2 separate regions of the Mus musculus genome follow, and region 2 is linked to region 1. A link is a loop called in an ENCODE intact Hi-C map of the cell type or tissue named here. Cell type or tissue: heart. All regions are shown on one strand. Links, peaks and the distances in the headings refer to the core of each region. The heading gives the core; the rest is flanking DNA. Region 1 has its middle 560 kb from the start of Gm25985. Region 2 has its middle 130 kb from the start of 4930435F18Rik.

Region 1 (4,401 bases), core at 79-4,078:
ATACTTTCTCATTTTGAACTATCGTTTGAAAAATAAGTTTGCACACTCTAGTTATTTACCATCTTTGTTGTGGGCGGATTGGAGCAAACTCTCCAGGCGTTTAACAGTCCTCACCATACTAAACGGTATCAGATTTACTGTTTTCGTTACTATACTACTCCAGTCATAGTGAAGCCAGTAGACACATCCATGTTCAGAAGTGTCTATTTTTCATTCATCTCCTGCAGTTTTGACTTAGCACGCCTGCATTCATTCATTCCGCTGAAAGAAGAACCATGTGAACTATACAAGAGAAAAGTGAACGGGAATGTGCAGTTCATAATAATAACTAATATGACAAATGTTCATGTGTGATAAGATATTGCCAGTCTACCAGGATTTATCTGCAGGACTCAAAACACAAGGATGCTGATTCTCATCTTCCCGAGGTTATCACTGAGGCCACGAAGACCTTTCTCATACATGAAATAAATGCAACAGTCTTAAATTGAAACTCGATGAGCATGATACCTTTCTTTGGTTCATATCAGAACTCATTATTAATCCTAATTTTATTTGTGTAAGGGAAACATTGCAATCATCATTATCAAATTGTATTCTCAGCCAGCAGAAAATCACAGATTTTAGATCTAAGACTAGAACGTTTCTGACATGAGCCATGCCATGGGCCTGGTGTAGACTGGAAATGTGTTTGAGACCTGCATCCCTTCTCACACCCCCCCTTCATTCATTTGTTATGCCTTTAACAAAGAGTGTTTTCTGTGCTTACAACCATAGCCTTTGTAAAGCAGTAAAGGATACCATTTGCAAAGTGTGACTCTCCAGTTTAGTATGCACTCATGGCAAGGAAGTTTCTAAAATCACTTCCACTGCCAGCCATCTTTTCTCGACAACAAAAGATCTCGATCTTGTGATGTTTAGTGAGTAATAACAGTGATGTTTGCTTGTTTAATTCATGCCTGTGGGAATGAGCTCTTTAGACAAAAACTTGGACATTTTGAAACTTTAGAGATACAAGGTGCTGTTAATTTGGTCAGAGAAAGCCTGTACACACCAACAGCCTTAGTCACGGAACTTTTAGTAATTTCACCTGGATTGAACATGTAAAATCGAGGGTGACTCAGAGGGCCTTTACCTCTGGTCAAGCTCTTAGGTCAGGATAAAATTATGTAACGTCATAAGGACACTGCAAAACTTTTGTTAGCAGGAAATATTGGATGACATATGAGTTTTATTTGCAGGAACGTTGTCTCTCCTTTGTGTTATGAAGGTTTCTCATTTTTTTGTTCTTCTCTCTTTTTCATGGCCAAATTCTGTTTGAATTTTCCTTACACATCACAGAAAAGAAAGGAAGTGTTAATGACAGATATGATGCGAATCGGTGTTTCCTATCTTATTTTCTCCTTATTTCTCTGGGAGCTCCGGTTCAGTCTAAACCATCCTGTAAACCCTTATTTAGCAAAAGGAGACAGGATGGGGTTTCCTCCAGGCTTTCCACACTGGAATATTGAAATAGCAGGGAAGGGCAGAAAAGCCCATAATGCTTCATTAGTTAATTGTGCAGAGTACAGCTCTTTAGGAGTAAACAAGTGAAGGACATTTGCTGAATGGCCATCCTCCTCGTCACGCATATTATGGCCTAATGATGCTAGTAATGGCGGGTGGCTCCTGGAGAGTCATCTGTCAAATTAGCACATTGAATTATTTATTGCCTCGGAGTAAAATTGTTGAAAGGTAGCAGCTGAGATGTGGTTTGTATAAATCTAAAATTCAGGGGGTGGGGGGTAGGGAGAACAGCAGAAAATTCATACAGCTGCTTGAAGGGTATACTTGCTTTTAAAAAGTTGTGTTTAATTACAATAGACTTATTGGATAAAGCACACATGTGTGTGTGTGTGTGTGTGTGTGTGTGTGTGCGTTTCAAATCTTCAATGCTATTATTTATAGTATGCTGACCAAAAGCTCACCTTACTAGTTATTTTAAGTCTCCATAACTCATTTCAACTACATCATCACTGTAAAAACCAAACAGGGCATCAGTTGTTATTCGGAGTTGTGCCCAGGCTTTAACACAGGGAGTGTGGTTCCTGATGTCCACTTCAAATCCCTGTTCATGATTTCATGAAATACTGTGCTATCTAAGATTAAAAAAGAGAGAGATAGAAAGAAATAAAAATGAAAAGAAAAGTTTGTTGTTCTGGATCCTAGTGGAAAAATCTTCAAACTGAATTCATTATAAAACAGAATAAATATGGTAAGAATAACAAATTTGAAATTTAATGCCTTAAAAGACCTTGTTGAGAGAGTGAGAGAAAGAGAAAGGAGAAAGAGAAAGAGAGAGAGAGAGAGAGAGAGAGAGAGAGAGAGAGAGAGAGAAAGAGAAAGAGAGAAACAGAAAGAAAGAGAAAGAGAGAAAGAAAAGAGGTGTGGGACAAGAGAGAGACACAGAGAAAGAAGGGGGAAAGAAAGAGGGAAGGGGAAAGGAAGGAAGGGAGGAAGGAACAAAGAAATGGAGAGAGGAAGAGGACAGTTCACCAATTTCCATGGCCCTTATTATTTATTATTTTAAATAATAATAATCTTAATTAGATAATTATTTGGCAAGATTTGGAATTGATTATAAAAAAGGTCACTAATTTCAAATCAGCAAAATACCCTCATGTATTAAATGGTCTCATAAGTGGTATTTGAGTATCTGTCTCAATTTAAAAAAAATTATGAACGGTTATGTGCTGCTAAGGATACACACATGGCTTTTCATATTCTTTTTTTTTTTTTTAATCAGGGACAGCACAGTTTATTCTCAGTATGTCCTGGAGAATTTAGGAGCAGAGACCTTAAAATTTCTGGGCTGACCAGGGATCTTATTAATACTTTCCAAAAAAATGTTTTCCCCTTGAATAGGTAAAGGTGGCTACTGAATTAGTGGAAGAATCTTTAGGAGAATATAACACAGTCTTAATAGATTGTTAATTATAAAATTATACTTTGTTTCCCTCTACATGTCCCCTATCCCACACTTCCCATATCCATCCTAAATTCATTACTGTTCTCACCATCTCTACAACACAAGAACACCAAAACCATGCCTTATTGACCCTCGCAGGTAACAACAGAATGACTGAGAAATGCAAGTGTAGATTGCAGGGCTCAAGACAGAAGAGAAATGACATCCATCAAGAAAAGAAGGATTAGTGTCACATTTCACAATGCAGTTAAAAACAACCTGTTATTCGCAGATGAAGTTGAATTGTTTGCCCTTATCATTCTATTTTTGCCCCCAGGTTTATGCAATTTCTTTTATGGTTAAGTTATATTCATTCATGATTATGTGTATGTGTGCCTACCTGTGATTAAGTGCCAAGTGAGTGCTGGTGCCTACAGACTACAGAAGATGACATCATATTCTCTGGAGCTGTAGTTACAGGTGATTTTACACCTCCCACAGTGTGCTTGAGAGAGAAACTCCAGGTGTCTGTAACAGCAGTGTGCCCTCTTAACCAGTGAGCTATCTACCCATGTCTGCAGGTTATGTGGCTTTAAAGATCAGACTTTAGCCTGTTGCTAGTGGTTTCCATCCTGTCCATTGTATTTGTTTCTCTTCCACTCTCCTTCCTTTTAATCTTTGTCATTAAAGCTCTTCTCTCTGATGGACACTCTTCACTTAGATTCTGCACATTCTGGCATTTCCTTCATTTTCTTCCTTATCCAGATCTTCTAGAACCTTATCATTATATTAACACTGTGTTTAAGTCCACTTTGGGTTTCAAGTTGGCAGCAGAGTTATGAGAACTTCTATACGTATCCTTCTGTCCAATATGCTAAAGATAAGGTTGAGAATTGTTACACTAATCCGTTCACTCTTCAATGTGGAAAAGATTTCTTCTGCCTCATATTTATGTATTAAAAATAACCAATGATTTAACTATTCATATGAATATTCTTAATTACATTCTTAAGTGTTACATAAAAAGCAGTAGGTAAAAAATTTCCAGTCTATAAAGCTGTGAGCAGTCAACTTTTAAAAGAAATTTATTTATTTTTACCAGCATATTTATCTAACATAAAACATGTTTTCTGGATTGAGTCAGGATACCATCTTCTGATTCTGTAACATTTTAAAACCCTAAGACCTTCTACTTTGCCTTCTAAGGAGCTATACATATGAGCTCTGGGACAGGGGACAGGGACTTCTGGAGCTGAAGCATCTACATTTGTTGTATGGCTAGTATCCCAAACAGGTAGAAGCTTCAATTGAGATGACTGGAGGAAGTCCTAGCTGACAAACACGGCTGTGATTTATGAAGGATCTTATACTAAAATGAGGATATTTACATTCAAGACCTGAGAGAGCAGTCAGCTATCCAGTAGGTGGCAATCTTCCCTCAGGATACATGTCAC
Region 2 (4,401 bases), core at 275-4,274, 1.0 Mb after region 1:
AAACCAAATCCACTTCACTTTTAAAAAATGAATATTGTATTTATACAGCCTGGCGGTGTCGTTACATTAAGCCCCCTCCCTTTCTTACTCCGTTTCATAAACACAGTGTAGACCACAGCTATTATGAGTTAAAAAGAGTCACATCCGTGGCTTTCCCCCTTAGTGCTATGCTTACCTTTTTGAGAATGGAGAGGTCAGCTGGAGAGGGGGAGAGAGAGAGAGAGAGAGAGAGAGAGAGAGAGAGAAGGAATAACCTAAAAGTATAAAGACAGAAGGATGATAATGTGTGTGGAGGCTTGAGGCGCGTTTTGAATCAGAAAACTGTTTCTGTAGAAGTTTTCAAGAGGAGTGACAGGTACAGTCCCTAGGCCACATTCTCTGAGCCCTTCTGCTTAATACCTTAGCACTCATTAGGTTCTGCTTTGTGAGAAAGGAAGCACTGAGGGCGGTGTGGGGTGTGTGTGTGTGTGTGTGTGTGTGTGTGTGTGTGTGTGTGTTGCTGGGTGGACTACGGCATTAGGGATGCACACTGAAGCTTGGGAGGCTCCATTCTCAGGTCTGCAAAGATTTGGGAGTTTGAGTCATTTCGTTACGGACCAGAGAGATTTTTTAAAAAATAAGTACAGCCATAAAACGGCGAGCGGGTCCTTGGAATAAACTGAAAATCTAAGTCCTCAGAGCCAGTCAACACAACACAGCAGATAGTACAGCACCAGACAGAGACCTGAACGCTCTTAGCTCCGTGTCTGTGCTCTGTGTGAGCGCCGCCCTCCTCGACCTTTGCGCATAAAAACTTGTGAGTTGGGGTTTCTCATATTCTCTTCCTCCGCCTCCTGTTAGGCCATGTCTCCTTTTAGCAGCGACTCCCAGCTGAGGACCCAAGTTCAGAATCTTCTCTATGTATAGGACCGAAAGTCAGAGTGGTGTCCCAAGGGCCAAACTGGAGATCTAACCTTCCTGGAAGGTCTCCCTTGGAAGATCCTCCCTCCCTCCCTCAGCCCTCCAGTCTGATGTTTGGAGAAAATCTCGCTTCCCAACCTCCGAATCTCATTACTCGGTGGGTTCTGTCCTTGACTGAACAAGCCTGGCTGCCAAGGGCAGGTGCCAGTTCGCTGGAGGCTAACCCTGTCTAACAGCCCCGGCTGTGCACCCCCCTCCCCCGCCCCTCTGCAGCTGCCCTTACTTCCCTTTTTTTAAATCTTTTAAAAACTCCAGAACCCTCATCATTTTTTTTAAAGGTCCTCAACGTACCGTGTTATTAAAAAAGAGGCTCTGGATCTGCAGGGGCGTTAGCAACCCAGGGGGCTAGGGGATAAGGGGACCGGGGCAGGCCCCGGGAAGAGGCATCTGGAAAGGAAGGGGGGACATTTGCATAAAGCTTTGTCTTGAACGGGCCGAGGGTTATAACGCTAATTACTCAAGATTAATGTGAAGATCGGTCTCCATTGCTCACTAAGATTTATTTAAACACCGAACTGCTGGAGGTCCAGGCTGTAAACCATCCCACCCGGCCTCGGGGCGGGACTTTCTCCTTGTGTGAAGTTTTTTTTATTTTATTGTATTTTTCCAAGTCCACCTGAGACAGAATGAGAGCTGAGGCGGGGTGAGAGGGAAAAGCCATTCTAGAGGATATTGTTCTCTAAAGTAACACCTCCGGGCCTCGGATGTATAAACAGACCAAGTGCATTTCCCAGTCTTTTCCCTTTGCAGACTTTCAAATGAAGGAAAAAAAAAAAAAAAAGCAACAAAACAAAACCTTTTAGCGTTGTTGGTACAGAGCGTAAAGGAGCAAACTTGGTGCTGGCGCGCCTCCTAGTGTCTTCAAAGGGAAGAGAAACCGTAAAGGCACGCTGCTCCACTAAGAAGGCATAGAGCCCTGAGCTGGCTCCTTCATAGGATTGCTGACAGTCATGGGGGCATGACTGTTTTATGCTGAGCATGCACACGCACATACATCCGCGGCTGCGCCCAGGATCACAGTCAGAACTTCCGGTATTCCAATTCAGACTATAAGATCGAAAGTCATCTTCTCTCAAAATATGTACCTCAAGGTAGGGAGAGTGGAGAGCCCGTAGTTAAAATTTTTCTGACTTTTCCAAAGTACTATCAGACTAGAGCCCAATTTTTAAAAAGACGTCGATTTAACACTTAATTTTTTAATGTATCTTATTTGATAGATATTATTTCCCTGTAGAAACCCTCAGGATTGCTATTTCTCTTTAGGTTCCTTGGAGATGTTGCAAAGATGATATTAATGTATGGAAAACTGAATTTTGCGCTTTAGTATCAGGCTGTGACTTGAAACAACTGGAGACTTCAGAGAATAATTTCCTGCTTTGCTGCTTCTTTCCTTGGGGGTAAATTATGTTGTGAGGAACTTCAACATCAATAAAACAACGACCTTAACACAAAGCTACTACTGAGAGAAGGGCTAGAAGAAGCAGTGGACTGTAAGCCAGAAAGCCATTGACTCCTTTTGGACAAATAGTTTTCCCAAAGGAGCCTTCGTTTTCTGTAAAGGGCATAATCCCAGTTAGCTTGCTAACACATCTTCTGCACTCAGAGAAAGTACAAACTCCAAACACACAAAGAACAAACATGGCTTTACTGAGAAGCCTGAAGATATTTTTATGAGGTGTTGAATTCATTTCCCGAAGAGACAAGTCATGCAACCCAGATTTTTGAACTTTGCTTTGAAGTGTGGATGATGTTTAAGGTTTTTACAATATCCTTAACAACATTTTTAAAAATGTTAGTTTTCATTGTCACTTAAAAAAATTCTCATCTGGAATATTTAGGCAAAAGAGAACCCTCTATAAATAAAGTGCTTTCCTTTTATGGTAATTTACACAAGGATTTGAGTCATAAAGGAGCTGGGGGAAAGATAGGGCATACAAATAACAGCAATGATGGGAAATACACATTTCTGGGTATTTGTCTGATTCCTGGTATCACTCTGAGAATTTTATTAGCCAAGACTTGAACTTGTAAAGCCATGGTTTCACTCTGAAGATCATTTGTCCCTAATTATCCCCTGCCTTCCCTCAATTTACTAGAAGGACAGGTGTCTTTTTTTTTTTTCTTTGCAAGATTTTGTTAAAAACAAAAGTCAACATCTTTCAGGAATATACAACTGGAATTCAAAGTCTCACTGGATAGGACCACAACTTAAAACTACAGTAGAGCCTCCTTAATTACCTGATATATTTTGGGGTGACATATCAGGTACATGGTGACACTGTATTAATCCTCCTGATATACTGTCTCCACCTACAGTCAGAACTGCACAATTAGAGATTCTGATGAAGCAGAAGGTGAAAAGGAACAAGTTTTCTGAGGTATTCTTCAAAATGTATCAATTTATTGGCAAATATTCCTGAATGGAAGAAAGAAAAAAATGTCCATAAAGAAGCAAGTATTTGATGGTTGTCTTATTTAACCAACTGCTCTGCAGTCCAACCATAGGTGTCACCTTACATGCCCACTTTAGTTCAGGAAACTGGAATCCAAGAATATCACAGCTTGCCTAACATCCAACATAGTTACTCTAGGGCTGAAATCGTATTTGGAGAATAATAAACAGCTACAGTTCTAAAAACCAGCACCATTCTGCTATGTGTCTTTCCTTCAATTGGTTAGCTTTCGAAAATAGTTTGGGATGCACTCAGTTACTCTCAAACTATTTGGGCACCGAGGCAAACAACCCAACCACAGCTGAGTCTGAAGGAAACCGAGCTCTTCCAAAACAGATTCCCTAGACCAGTGTGACGCACTCTGAACTCCAGGAGCTGGCTGGCCTGTGTGTGGAATTATGCTGTCTGACTGAAGGTTACACCTCTGTATTACAAACATTCAAAGGTATCCACATGTGCCTCACTTGCACTAAGTCAACACACATTGCCTTCATACTTCATTGTCTACACCCTTGGGTGTTTATAAGACGACCCAGAGGTTCTTTGCCACCCTGTTGGTCTTGTATCACTGCGACATTCTTCAAAGAGCCCCCTCATACTTAGCTGTCTTAATATTTACATTTTAACTTTAGGATATTGATATTCTTCCAGTAATACTTCTGAGCCAAGAAAGAAATCCTCTTCCAAATTTTTATAATAACTATTATATGTCATTGGCTATTATATTAGTTGGGTTTTTGTGTGGGACACCACTATTTTATGTAAACTCTACAACTGTCACATTTAGTCAGAAGTTAGTTAAAATGGTAGAAAAGCATTTAAACGAAATTGACTGCAGTCCACCTTCCAGGAAGTTATGTTTTTATGCCCTATTCTTGACTCAGGACCAAAAGAGCTGTCACTTTCCAATCTTCTCTACCTGAATCTCATTAAGCAGGAACAGTCTAGAATTCTAAATGCAATGGCCAGACCGGTTCTCTTATCACGG

What was found. Hi-C counts contacts between places; a loop is a spot of excess contacts. Peaks named below come from ENCODE experiments on the same cell type or tissue, not always from the same donor. Only the 100,000 strongest peaks of a DNase experiment are listed, where the experiment ranks them.
Region 2: it touches region 1 in a loop (4-fold over the local background); 11 of 42 quality-filtered maps call a loop at or near these places.

What each region holds. Positions count from the first base shown.
Region 1 is chr13:115,675,414-115,679,814 of GRCm38, forward strand. No RefSeq gene overlaps it. Among named protein-coding and RNA genes, the nearest start is that of Gm25985, 560 kb to the left of the region's middle. In heart, for the core only: no CTCF peak of the experiment used is centred there; no DNase peak of the experiment used is centred there.
Region 2 is chr13:116,710,606-116,715,006 of GRCm38, forward strand. No RefSeq gene overlaps it. Among named protein-coding and RNA genes, the nearest start is that of 4930435F18Rik, 130 kb to the right of the region's middle. In heart, for the core only: a CTCF peak has its summit at 1,818; no DNase peak of the experiment used is centred there; H3K4me3 peaks cover 1,640 bases; H3K27ac peaks cover 1,022 bases; H3K27me3 peaks cover 1,238 bases.